Regions from separate parts of the Homo sapiens genome. Here regions 1, 2 and 4 are each linked to region 3. The links are chromatin contacts, found by Hi-C or POLR2A ChIA-PET in ENCODE. All regions are on one chromosome and are shown on one strand. The core of a region is the stretch at or near the end of the contact, and the rest is flanking DNA. Distances in the headings are between cores, read along the strand shown. Region 1 has its middle 33 kb from the start of FBLN1. Region 2 overlaps FBLN1 (fibulin 1). Region 3 holds the start of NUP50-DT (NUP50 divergent transcript). Region 4 has its middle 17 kb from the start of PRR5.

Region 1 (2,700 bases), core at 3-2,502, 310 kb before region 3:
GCTAGTGGGGAACGTAGGAGCATCCTTTGCTGGTCACAGAGACACAAAGATGCGCCACACGTGGTCCCCTCCCAAAGGAGCTGACAGGCCAGGAGGGAAACAGGATGGCAATACCTTGGGCTTAGCTTGTGACAGGCAGACACGGGGAGGACCCGGAGAGCGCAGGAGAGGAGACAGGTAACCCAGACTGGGCCTCAAAGTAGTCTCCGCAGAGTGGGAGCTTCTCACCAGAGTTTTGAAGAACAAGTGAGAATGACTTAGGGATGAAGAAGCTTATTCCAGCGGGGAGGGGGGAGGGGGGAGGGATAGCATTAGGAGATATACCTAATGCTAAATGACGAGTTAATGGGTGCAGCACACCAGCATGGCACATGTATACATATGTAACTAACCTGCACATTGTGCACATGTACCCTAAAACTTGAAGTATAATAATAATAAAAAAAATTAAAAAATTTAAAAAAAGAAAAAAAAAAGAAGCTTATTCCAGATAGAAGCCACCAGTGGGTCCTGTCTGCACCAGCCCTCACCCCACCCGGGTGCAGGCCCTACTATCCTAAAGGAGGAGTGTGGGCCGGGCGTGATAGCTCATGCCTTTAATCCCTGCACTTTGGGAGGCTGAGGGGGGCAGATCACTTAAGGTCAGGAATTTGAGACCAGCCTGGCCAACATGGTAAAAACCCATCTCTACTAAAAATACAAAAATTAGCCAGGCGTGGGGGTGAGTGCGTGTAATTCCAGCTACTCAGGAGGCTGAGGCAGGAGAATTGCTTGAACCCAGGAGGCAGAGGTTGCAGTGAGCCGAGATCGTGACATTGCACTCCACCCTGGGTGACAGAGCAAGACTCCATCTCAAACAAAAAGAAATAAAAAAATAAAAATAAAGGAGAGTGTGGAGCATGGCATGGCACAGCCCTACCCAGGAACACAGCGGTGCCAGCACTCTCTTCTGCCCCTCTCAGAAACCTTTCCCTCCAGGCCAAGCAGCTTCTTGGATTTCAGAGCGACATCTCAGTTTGAAAGTCCACTTTGGAAGTGAAAAGCAGTACAACATCCTTTGCCCTGAGGCGTGGATCTTACTTCTGGGGACTGTTCATTTAACACACCTCTTAAAGGCAAATATTTTCAAATAACCTGTCTGGTTGGCAGCAATTAACCACCTCACACTGCTGGGCACTGAGCTAAAGGCTGAAAATTAAGGAACAAACAAGTCCAGGCCTGCCCTTGGGGAGGGAAGATTCTTAATGAGAAACATTTGAGGGCCAACCTTTGGGTACATTGCTTTTGAGCCAATGTGCTGTAATGTGATGTTTTTTTTCTTCCCCTAACGGGGTTAGCTTTAGAAGTATGTTTGGCAAGCACTTTTAACAACCCGCACTGCATCTCAGCACATGTTCATTATTGGCATAAAACAACATTGGAATTGAGACTATCCAAAAGGCATGAAAAAATTTGGAGGTATGTGTAATTTCGTAATGTTATGCCTAATTTCTAATGCCAGTTTTTCAGGTTTAAGTTTTGGCAAGTTAGAGTCACAATGGGGACATAGGCCAAACAAACAAAAAACAAGCCCAAACTAAAAAAGAAAAGAAATATGCATATGTTAAAGACTATCATTATCTCACCGAGACTGAACCCTGAAATCAAAACTGAGACATTCCCCAGAGAACGTGTGTGCTTTTTATGGCAGGCTTTATTCGTGCCTAATCTCTTTTTGCACATGAAAATCACTTTAATAAAACTTCCCCACACATTCGCATTCTAGAAAGAGAGCGTTTGTTGGTGATTCTGAGGTCTTATAACTTCATTTTGATGCCAGGGGATATTTGAAATATGTTTTTAAAACTTTAATGGAAAATGAAACAGATCATAAAGATAGGAGATCTACTTTAGAGGGTCAAGTAAAAATTTGTTCATAGTTAAACAGAATTCATAATGCTTTAGAACTGAACCAAAAACAATTGTTTCTAAACGCTGAAGTCACCACCGAGACTCAAAACCTGGAGCTGGGCTGCCTGGATCCTTCTCTGCTGCAGCAATAGAATATTTCAACTGCTTTTTAAAAACACCACACAGTAATGACTCATTGATCAAGTGAGTTGGAACGAATCTGGAAAATGCCAGTTCCCCGTGAGCAATTGCCCTCCCCAACCCCCCCCGCAATACTGAAGCTTACCACTTCCAGTGACAAGCCTTTGTTCGTTTTGTCAATTTCGAATGGAAAGATTTCCAAAATATAGAAATATCCTTGCTGATACAGTTGGGATATTTGTCCCCACCCGTATCTCATGTTGAATTGTAATCCCCAATGTTGGAGGTGGGGCCTGGTGGGAGGTGTTTGGATCATGGCGGCCAATTTCTCATGAATGGCTTGGGCTATCCCCTTGCTGATAAGTGAGTTCTAACCCCGAGTTTATACAACATCTGGTCATTTAAAAGTGTGTGGCACCTCCCCTTCTTCTCTCTCTCTTTCTCTCTCACCTTTCTGCTTTTGCCATGTGACGTGCCTGCTCCCCTTCACCTTCTGCCATTATTTTAAGCTTTCTGAGCTTCCTGCGTATGATGTACATTGGTTCGGTCCTGTAAGGTGGGACAACTCGAAGTGGGGGCTTCCAGGTTAAAGGTAGACAAGAGACAAAAGGTTGCATTCTTTTGAGTCCTTGACCAGTCTTCCACTGAATACACAATTTAGTCCCGTTC
Region 2 (2,700 bases), core at 42-2,541, 390 kb before region 3:
GGTGGAGACGGGGACGGGTCCCAACCTCCTGCGGTGGAGACGGGGACGGGTCCTAACCTCCTGCGGTGGAGACGGGGACGGGTCCTAACCTCCTGCGGTGGAGACGGGGACGGGTCCTAACTTCCTGTGGTGGAGACGGGGACGGGTCCTAACTTCCTGTATAGGATGAGCACAGATTCCAACTTCCTGTTACAGATTCTAACCTCCTGTGACAGGATGGAGATCGGTATTATCTTCCGCTACAGGATAGTAACAAGTTCTAATTTCTTGTCACAAGATGGGACAGGGGTCGTCTCCTGTGTACTGAACTCCTGGCCCATCATACTCTGAAGGTGGCTGCCTGAGGAAGCAGGGCCCAGGTGCGGAGCCCCAGAGGACCTGGCCCAGGTGCTCCAGGAAGCCCTGCCATCTGGGCTGTGTCTGGATTCTGAGGTCAGGAGCATCCTCTCGTCCTGGCCTTCTATCACATCTCCCTTTTGGCTTTTTAAGTTTCCATGTCTCGTGCTGGGTTACTTGGACTTGCTTGAGGCATTTATCGAGACTGGGGTCTCCTTTTACCTCCTCTTTCCAGGTTTGTCAGGACTGACAGGAGGCCTTGCATTTACTTGGCTAGTGATCATTCCAAGCTCTTAGAAAGGACTGGCCTGGGAGTCAGGGGCACTGAACGGGGGAGTCCTGCCTGGGAGGGGCCCAAAACAGAGGCAGGAAAGAAGGTGGGCACGGGTGCTGCTGGCGGTGGCCTGCCCCAGAGATGCCCAGGTCCAGGCCAAACGGGAGTGCTCCAGGCGATCTGAGAGCTCTCCCCCAGGGGGGCCTCTGAGGAGCTATGACCAAAGCGTCCGTGAACTGGGGGAGGAGCATGGGACCCATGAGCTGTGCTTCCGGGTGCAGGTGAACTGCGCTTCCGGGTGCAGGGAGCAGGCTGCAAGCAGCAGACTTTCCTTCCACTCGCTCCCTCCACTGTCTCCCATCGTCCTCCCGCTCTACTGGCTGGAAGACAGACGCCCATTGAGGATGCAGAACTTGCTGATAGCTCCGTGGTGTGTCGTAAGGGGCAAGCTTGGCTTTCAAAGTCGGCCTGTCTTACTTCAAAGCTTTTACACACACAATGTATGCACACACACAAGCACGCGCACACGCACACACACCAGCAACTTCAGGACCAGCCTGGATGGGGCTGGTCAGCAGGTGGCGCTAGAGTCGCCCTGGTGGGATTTCGGCTTCCCGCTTCTCTCAGCATGGCGGGTACTAACCAGGGATGGAATTTGTTTTGCCAGAGGGAAGCGGAGGAAAGCAATGGGAGGTGTGCGTGGTGTTCTGGTGCAGCTCCCGCCGTCATCACACACAGCGACTGGTCACTCCTCCCCTGGAGGCTCCCCCTCCGACCCCACACAGTCATTCCTCAGAGCACCCCAAAACCTTCTCTACACTAGGAGTTTCTGGGCTGGCTCCTTCTGGACAAAGAGCAGGGCCTGGGGCACCCGCTATGTGCTTTGCAAATGACTAATGCACAAAAATAAACATGTCCTTGATTTTCCTGGTAAGTCCTGGCTTCAATGATCGTACTTCGCTCTACTCAAACTTTTTAAAACACCAGAAACATAACTGTCTGGCAAACTGCCTGTCAGACTGGGAACGGCCCAAAAATCCCTTTTAGCCAGTGTGTCTAGGTCAGGGACGGGTTGTCATCACTGAATGTATTACAGAGCAGGGCATAGGCGAGCCCGCCCCGTCCCCCCCTGCCACGCAGGCCCTGGTTTCCAGACATGTCCCCTCAGCAGGCCACCCATCCTGGGCCATGTCATGCGTTAGAGGACAATGTGCTCCAACTTGCCAGTTCAACACATTTGACCCTAACACCTCAAGCTCTATGGAAATGATCCTAAGCCACCACACACCAGAGAAAAAAGGCCCTCTAGGCCCCCTCCTTCTCCTGGGAGGCACGGCAGTTCTGGCCACCCCAGGTGCTTGTGGATATCCCTGCCGGCATTTTCCTGACTTTCACACGCTCGTCGTCCGGGAGACAAGCCCCAGGAACTGGCCAAGGCAGGGGGGCCATCGACGGCTCTATCTCTGCCACCGTCCACCGTGTTACACCCTCAGGCCCACAGCTGTTCACTCGTGTCCCATCCCCGGGAAGCGGCAACCAAGGCCACCCGGCTTTGCTCCAGCTTTCTAGACCACAGGTCATCAGGCGCCGGCCCCACTGAGGGGATAAAGAGGATGTGTCCGGCCCCATGAAGGCTGTGGGACAGCTTTGCACACTTCCTCCTGCGGGCAGAAGGGAATTGTGTGGGCAGGACTGTAACAGCCTGGTCCTGTCCACAAGGCCGAGCCCTGTGGTTTGCGGCCCAGCTTCCTGGGTCATGCTCCAGTTACCAGCCCTCGGCCGCCGGGATGTTCCCCAGATGGAAGCCGTCTGAGTGGAGAGAGAGAGAAAGGCACAGCAGCGGACTCTGCAGTCCTGTCTGTCAAGGCTCCCGAAGGAGGCGCTCTTGCTGAGTTGTTAACCACAGAAGCGCCGGCCATGGGTCCCTCCTAAATATGGCTCTTTTAGATTTTAAAAATTGCTTTCTGAAGCTTAGATGAAAAAACGTGTTAAGCAGCTTCGATTTTTGATGAGCAGGAAAAGGGGCTGTAAAATACAAAACTCCAGTCTGAGGGGTTAGCAGTGCTGAGAGGGGGTGGCCCCTCCTCACT
Region 3 (2,727 bases), core at 62-2,561:
TGGTGTAGCTCTGCCCTTGGAAAGCTCAACTTGTCAACATCACCTTAAAACGAAAACACAGATTTGGCTACACTTAATAGTGAAGTGCCTTGTTGGAGGAAAACAACAAGGGGGCCAAGTAAGGAGACAGAAATACCTAATCTCCAAGCTGGTTCTTAATGGAACCGAGCAAATGGGTGATGAATAACCCGGGAACGCAGTAAGACAGGCCAGAGAGGTAATGCGCCCAAGAGAAGAGAGACGAGGGGCGGCCAGGGGGAGAGGAAGCTCGAGAGGAATCGCTAGGAAGGAAACGGAGAAGACCACGCCAGGACAGCCCTGCCAGCCCCCTACCTCCGGCGGGGCCGCAGGGGAGAGTCTCACTCGAGTCGGACGCCGCAGCCCGGTGGGGCCCGGGCCCCGCTTCAAAAACAGCCGGGGCTGCGTCGCCGCTGTCATCCCACCCCACCCTCCACCCGTCGCTCCCCCACCGCGCGCCCCGCCCGGCCCGTGCGCCCGACCCAGGCTCCCTCCCTAGAGTCCCGACCTCTAGCCCTGTACCCCACTTCCCAGGGTCCCGTCCTCCAGCCCCTTAAGCCCCTCCCCAGGGTCTGGTCCCCCGGCCCCGCACCCCTCCCCAGGGGCCCGTCCCCCGGCGCTGAACCCGCACCTCCCTCCCCAGGGTCCAGTCCCCAGCCCTGCACTCGCACTCCCCTCCCAGGCCCGAGCCCGCTCCCGCCCTCCCGGCCCTGGGCTCTCAGCACCAGGCTCCCGCCCTCAGCCTCTTCTCCTCCCGCGCCCGCCGCCGCTCCTCACCTCCTCGGCGGCCGCCGCTGCACTCGCTGGGTCTTGGTTGCGGCGAAACCCGGGGCGCAGCGGCGCAGGGGTCTGGAGCCCGCAGGGGTCGCCGGGCTGAGCGCGCTCGGCCGCTTCCGGTGCTGCGCTGCGGAACTCAGAGGACTTAGTGCTCGGCAAGCCCAGAGACTCAAACACCATATCCCTGGGGGGGCTCCTCACGCTGTGTTCGGCAGGGAGGCGAGAGCGCCGGTTCAGCCAGAGACAGCTGGGGGAACCGCGCCGAACACGCTCCGGGCGGCCATTTTGTAACTCGAATCTACCCCCAAAACCAATTCGAAAAAAAGGGAGGAAAGAAACGCCCGCGTTCAGCTACTGCGCAAGCGCGCCGGCGCTTCCGGCAGTAGCACCTCCTTCCGCCGGCCGGGCCCCTTACGCGGCGCATGCGCCCAGCTCCCTGGAAACCGGCGCGGGGCTGAGAATGCCGGTCTCGCGCAAGCGCGCACGCGCCGACCTTGATCTCGTAGCCGGCGCCAGCAGCCGCGCTTTGGGGCGTCGGCTCACGTGGGGCCGGCAACGCGTCTTCCAGGATGTTCGCGCGCTAGTCGCCGCTGAGGGGCCGGCGATGCGCGAGGAGTTCCGGCGAGGAAGGTCGGTCAGTGGACATGGCCGAGGCCCGCGGTGTCCGCGTGTGGGAGCTGCAGGGCTGAGGAGAGGCCGCCCGCAACCCTCGGGAATCGTGTGAGGTGCCACTGGGGTCGCTTCACATCAGGAGGCCCCGTCTCGGGGGACGCGCGCAGGTGACCCTGCTGGTCGTACCTGGCCGGGGTGGCCCGGAGGGGCTGGGTCTCGGCGCCAGGAGGGGCCGTGTGGGCCGCCTGTTAAAGGACCCCTCGTTCGCTGACATTTGATTTTGCATTGGGTGCCTTCTCTTCTGTTTTTTTCAGCCAGTGAGATCCGTCCTGGGCACTCAGCTGTAGAGCAGGGGAACGAGTCCTGCGCTTTTTGCGCTGAGGTCTCCTGGCCCGTAGGCCAGGCAGCCTCTGAGCTCCTTTCTCACCAGCAGCTTGCGATCCCTCATCCCTGGCCCTGTCACTCCCAGCTGTTTCCAGTGCCGCCCTTTTTTTTTTTTTTTTTTTGAGATGGAGAGTTTAACTTGTTCGCCCAGGCTGGAGTGAAGTGGCACGATCTTGGCCTACTGCAACCTCTGCCTCCCGGATTCAAGCGATTCTCCTGCCTCAGCCTCCCGAGTAGTTGGGATTACAGTCGTGCGCCACCACGCCCGGCTAATGTTTATATTTTTAGTAGAGACGGGTTTTCACCATATTGGTCAGGCTGGTCTCGAACTCGTGACCTCAGGTGATTCCCTCCCCCCGCCCCACCACCTCAGCCTCCCAAAGTGCTGGGATTACAGGCCTGAGCCACCGTTCCCGGCCTCGAGCGCCTTCTTATAAACTGGATGGTGGTTTTTGTTTTCACCTTCAAAGTCGAATCTCCCTAGTCCGTTTATTACCAGAAAGAGGTCTCCACTCAGACCCAGCGAGAGGCTTCTTGGATGTCGCGTAGGAAAGAATTCGGGGCGAGTCCACGGACTAAAGTGAAAGCAAGTGTATTAGAGAAGTGAGAAAGCAAAAGAATGGCAGAGCAGGGCATTCCTGAAAGCGGGAGGAGGAAGGCGCCCGCCTTAGGTACAGTGCTTGTTCAAATCTAAGGTAACACAGCCAAAGAAATCTTGGGGGACATGGGCTCTACCACGAGGGCCCACGACCAAGGTTTCATGCGCGTCCGTGTGAAGAGACCACCAAACAGGATTTGTGTGAGCAACATGGCTGTTTATTTCACCTGGGTGCAGGCGGGCTGAGTCCAAAAAGACAGTCAGCGAAGGGAGATAGGGGTGGGGCCGTTTTATAGGATTTGGGAAGGTAATGGAAAATTACAGTCAAAGGGGGTTGT
Region 4 (2,700 bases), core at 53-2,552, 480 kb after region 3:
ACTCTGTCGCCCAGGCTGGAGTGCAGTGGTGCGATCTCAGCTCACTGCAACCTCTCTCTCCTGGGTTCAAGGATTCTTGTGCCTCAGCCTCCAAGTAGCTGAGATTACAGGTGTGTGTTACCACACCTGGCTAATGTTTGTACTTTTAGTAGAAACGGGGTTTCACCATGTTGGCCAGCCTGCTCTCACTCCTGACCTCAGGGGATTTGCCTGCCTTGGCCTCCCAGAGTGCTGGGATTACAGACGTGAGCCACCATGCCGGGCCCCAATAGGGGAACTTCTGATGTGTGGCATCATCACGGTGCTCCCCCAGGGAGAAAGGATGGTACCACGGAAGCCAGGGCCCTGGGCACAGGGCCTGCAAGTGGAACCATCTTTCTGGGCACTATCTGGGTTAGAAGGGGACAAAGTTAGGCGGAAGGGGCATCACGTATCTCGGCTTTGATTCCAGCCCCACCCTTGGTGCTTGGGATTCTGTGTAGAAGTTCTGAGCAACTCCAGCATGTGCCTGGGCATGTCTGAGAGGGTGTCAGGCACCACAGCCCACGCCTGGCAGAGTCACGGTGGCTGTGAGTGTGCCTTTCACTGGGGAGAGCTTGTGGCTTTCACTGGGGAGAGGGGTGTGGCTTTCACTGGGGAGAGGGTGTGGCTTTCACTGGGGAGAGGGGTGTGGCTTTCACTGGCGAGAGGGGTGTGGCTTTCACTGGCTTCTCTGAAAGCGCAAGGCTCCCACCTTAAGGAGAAACTGAGGGATAAGCATGGCCCTTCTCTATGGAGCATCCACAGATTTGGGGTGGAGGAGGGAAAACATTTTTCTGATTAAATACACATGGCTCTATTCCAGACAGAGGAGAAATCGTTTTTTGTTTGTTTGTTTTGAGATGGGGTCTTGCTCTGTCCATTCTAGTCTCCACTGTCCATTTTACAGATGGTGAGACTGAGGCCTTGCACAGGAGTGGGATATGTAGGGTCACCAGCAGAGCAGGACTGTCCCAGTGCATGGGGTAAAGGACACATGCTCACTCACGGAGGCCCTACTGGGTGCTGGCACTGCGTACCCATCTACCCTCCGACCTGGGGCAGACCTACAGGCCAGAATTTCCACCCACATTTTTCAGAAGAGGAACCAGAGGCTCCGAGGGAAAGCTGACTTGCCCGGGTTGTAGGGTGAGTGAGTGGAAGGGCTGAAATCAGAGCCCAGCTGTGACTCTGGAGCTACACGCTTCCCACGGTCAGTAACCCCAGCGGCCACCAGGAGCGCCTACTTCGTGCCGGGCCCTGAGTCCCGGGCTGCCACTTCCCTTCCCCTGAGAGCCACAAGAGGGCAGTAAAGGGAGGCTCCAGAATCCCCAGGAGGGAGGACGCCTGAGCCTCCAGAGATGACATTTCACCAGGGCCTGGAAGGATGACCTCACCCAGCACGGCCAAGTGGAGCACAGACCAGAGCGACAGGAAGGGGCTGCTCCCCTACTGTGGACGCTGACATCAGCCCGGCCCTGTGCTCTGCACCCACACCCGCTGTCTGCCCCTAACCTCACAACAGTGCCCTGGGCAGAGAGCTGGGGGCGGGTGCAAGCTGGGCAACACCAGGCAGCACAGGCAGTTGGACCGCGGGTAGGAGGTGACCCTCAGGCATCCTGACCCTGGTCCCCAGTGCTCTTTGCCCCTTCCCCATCATCCCCAGGACATTTTCTTTTGAGTCTCGCTCTGTTGCCCAGGCTGGAGTACAATGGCGCGATCTCGGCTCACTGCAACCTCCACCTCCCAGGTTCAAGTGATTTTCCTGCTTCAGCCTCCTGAGTAGCTGGAACTACTCAGCTGCCGCCACCACGCCCAGCTAATTTTTGTATTTTTTTTGGTAGAGACAGGGTTTCACCATGTTGGCCAGGCTGGTCTTGAACTCCTGACCTCAGGTGATCCACCTACCTCGGCCTCCCAAAGTGCCGGGATTACAGGTATAAGCCACCGCGCCTGGCCATCACCAGCACATTTTCTACCACTCTCGAGGCTGGATCAGACTGGCTTCCAGCTCCTGGCCTCACTGGGCTCACAGCTCAGGCTCTGTGGGCACTGGGGTGGGGGCTGGGGTGGCCACAGGTGGCTTGTTTAACTGAAAAGCCCCAGGCCCCTCCTCAGCCCACCCCTCTGGCCCGGGCCCTCCTGGACCCTCAATCAATTCTGGAAGTCCTGGTTTCGACACCCCCACCCAGTCCGGGGGACACACCCTACCTGTCGCTGCAGTCAAAGCCAATGAAACCAACCCCTGCGAGGGGCCCAGCCCCTGTTCCTGGGCTAGGGCTTCTGACAAAGGATTGGGCTGGCCCCTCTTCAGCCATCCATGAACCCTATCAAGGATGACAGGGGTGGACACAGTTGTTCATCCGTGGAAGCTGCTTCCATTCCCCGGGTGGCTCGCGAGTAGGCTTCTCATCTTACTGATGGGGAGACTGAGGCTTAGGATGTAGCTAATGAGCCATGGGGAGGAGAGAGGGGGTGACTCTGCAGCCAGGGCTTGGGACCCCAGAGGGACTGGATCTGAGGCCAATCAGAGGACCTGATTCAGAGGTCCCCAAGGGTCTATGAGTTGCCCTTTGTTGGGGCCTAAGGCAGGGTGGCCTGGGAGGGTGGACACAGTCTCCTGGCTGGCTCCCCCCAGCCCCTGCCCTCCTTCGGGGTGCTGGGCGTGGGAGGAAGGCTTTG

The links. Hi-C counts contacts between places; a loop is a spot of excess contacts on that map. ChIA-PET counts read pairs that join two places held with the same protein, here RNA polymerase II (POLR2A). Pooled maps may share reads with other maps.
Region 1: POLR2A ChIA-PET joins it to region 3 with 10 read pairs in MCF 10A. The contact joins the enhancer-like site here to the promoter of NUP50-DT in region 3. POLR2A ChIA-PET finds 5 or more read pairs at or near these places in 3 of 52 experiments (BJ, HEK293 and MCF 10A).
Region 2: a loop to region 3 is called in a map of ascending aorta, with 2.8 times the contacts of the local background. The contact joins the enhancer-like site here to the promoter of NUP50-DT in region 3. A Hi-C loop is called at or near these places in 3 of 168 maps with a recorded cell type or tissue (CD8-positive, alpha-beta T cell, ascending aorta and chondrocyte) and 9 of 50 pooled maps.
Region 4: a pooled map shows a loop between it and region 3 (10-fold over the local background). The contact joins the enhancer-like site here to the promoter of NUP50-DT in region 3. A Hi-C loop is called at or near these places in 8 of 50 pooled maps. POLR2A ChIA-PET finds 5 or more read pairs at or near these places in 2 of 52 experiments (MCF 10A and activated T-cell).

What each region holds. Positions count from the first base shown.
Region 1 is chr22:45,468,448-45,471,147 of GRCh38, reverse strand. No RefSeq gene overlaps it. Among named protein-coding and RNA genes, the nearest start is that of FBLN1, 33 kb to the left of the region's middle. Within about 2 kb of position 1,252, at least 8 of the 41 ENCODE cell types and tissues checked have a DNase peak (open chromatin) inside an H3K27ac peak, as active enhancers do.
Region 2 is chr22:45,552,427-45,555,126 of GRCh38, reverse strand. All of the region lies in intron 14 of FBLN1 (fibulin 1), which reads right to left. Among named protein-coding and RNA genes, the nearest start is that of FBLN1, 51 kb to the right of the region's middle. RefSeq lists an enhancer at 1,171-1,280. Within about 2 kb of position 1,291, at least 28 of the 41 ENCODE cell types and tissues checked have a DNase peak (open chromatin) inside an H3K27ac peak, as active enhancers do; they include ascending aorta, where a contact is called at or near this core.
Region 3 is chr22:45,162,365-45,165,091 of GRCh38, reverse strand. NUP50-DT (NUP50 divergent transcript) reads left to right here and starts at 1,311. Exons shown (of 3, transcript NR_038956.1): 1 at 1,311-1,515. It overlaps NUP50 (nucleoporin 50), which reads right to left and starts at 1,167. Exons shown (of 8, transcript NM_007172.4): 1 at 796-1,167. RefSeq lists silencers at 396-575, 606-835, 1,606-1,655 and an enhancer at 716-1,238.
Region 4 is chr22:44,683,538-44,686,237 of GRCh38, reverse strand. It overlaps a transcript of PRR5 not described here. Among named protein-coding and RNA genes, the nearest start is that of PRR5, 17 kb to the left of the region's middle. RefSeq lists enhancers at 1-411, 292-611, 1,588-2,127. Within about 2 kb of position 1,302, at least 9 of the 41 ENCODE cell types and tissues checked have a DNase peak (open chromatin) inside an H3K27ac peak, as active enhancers do.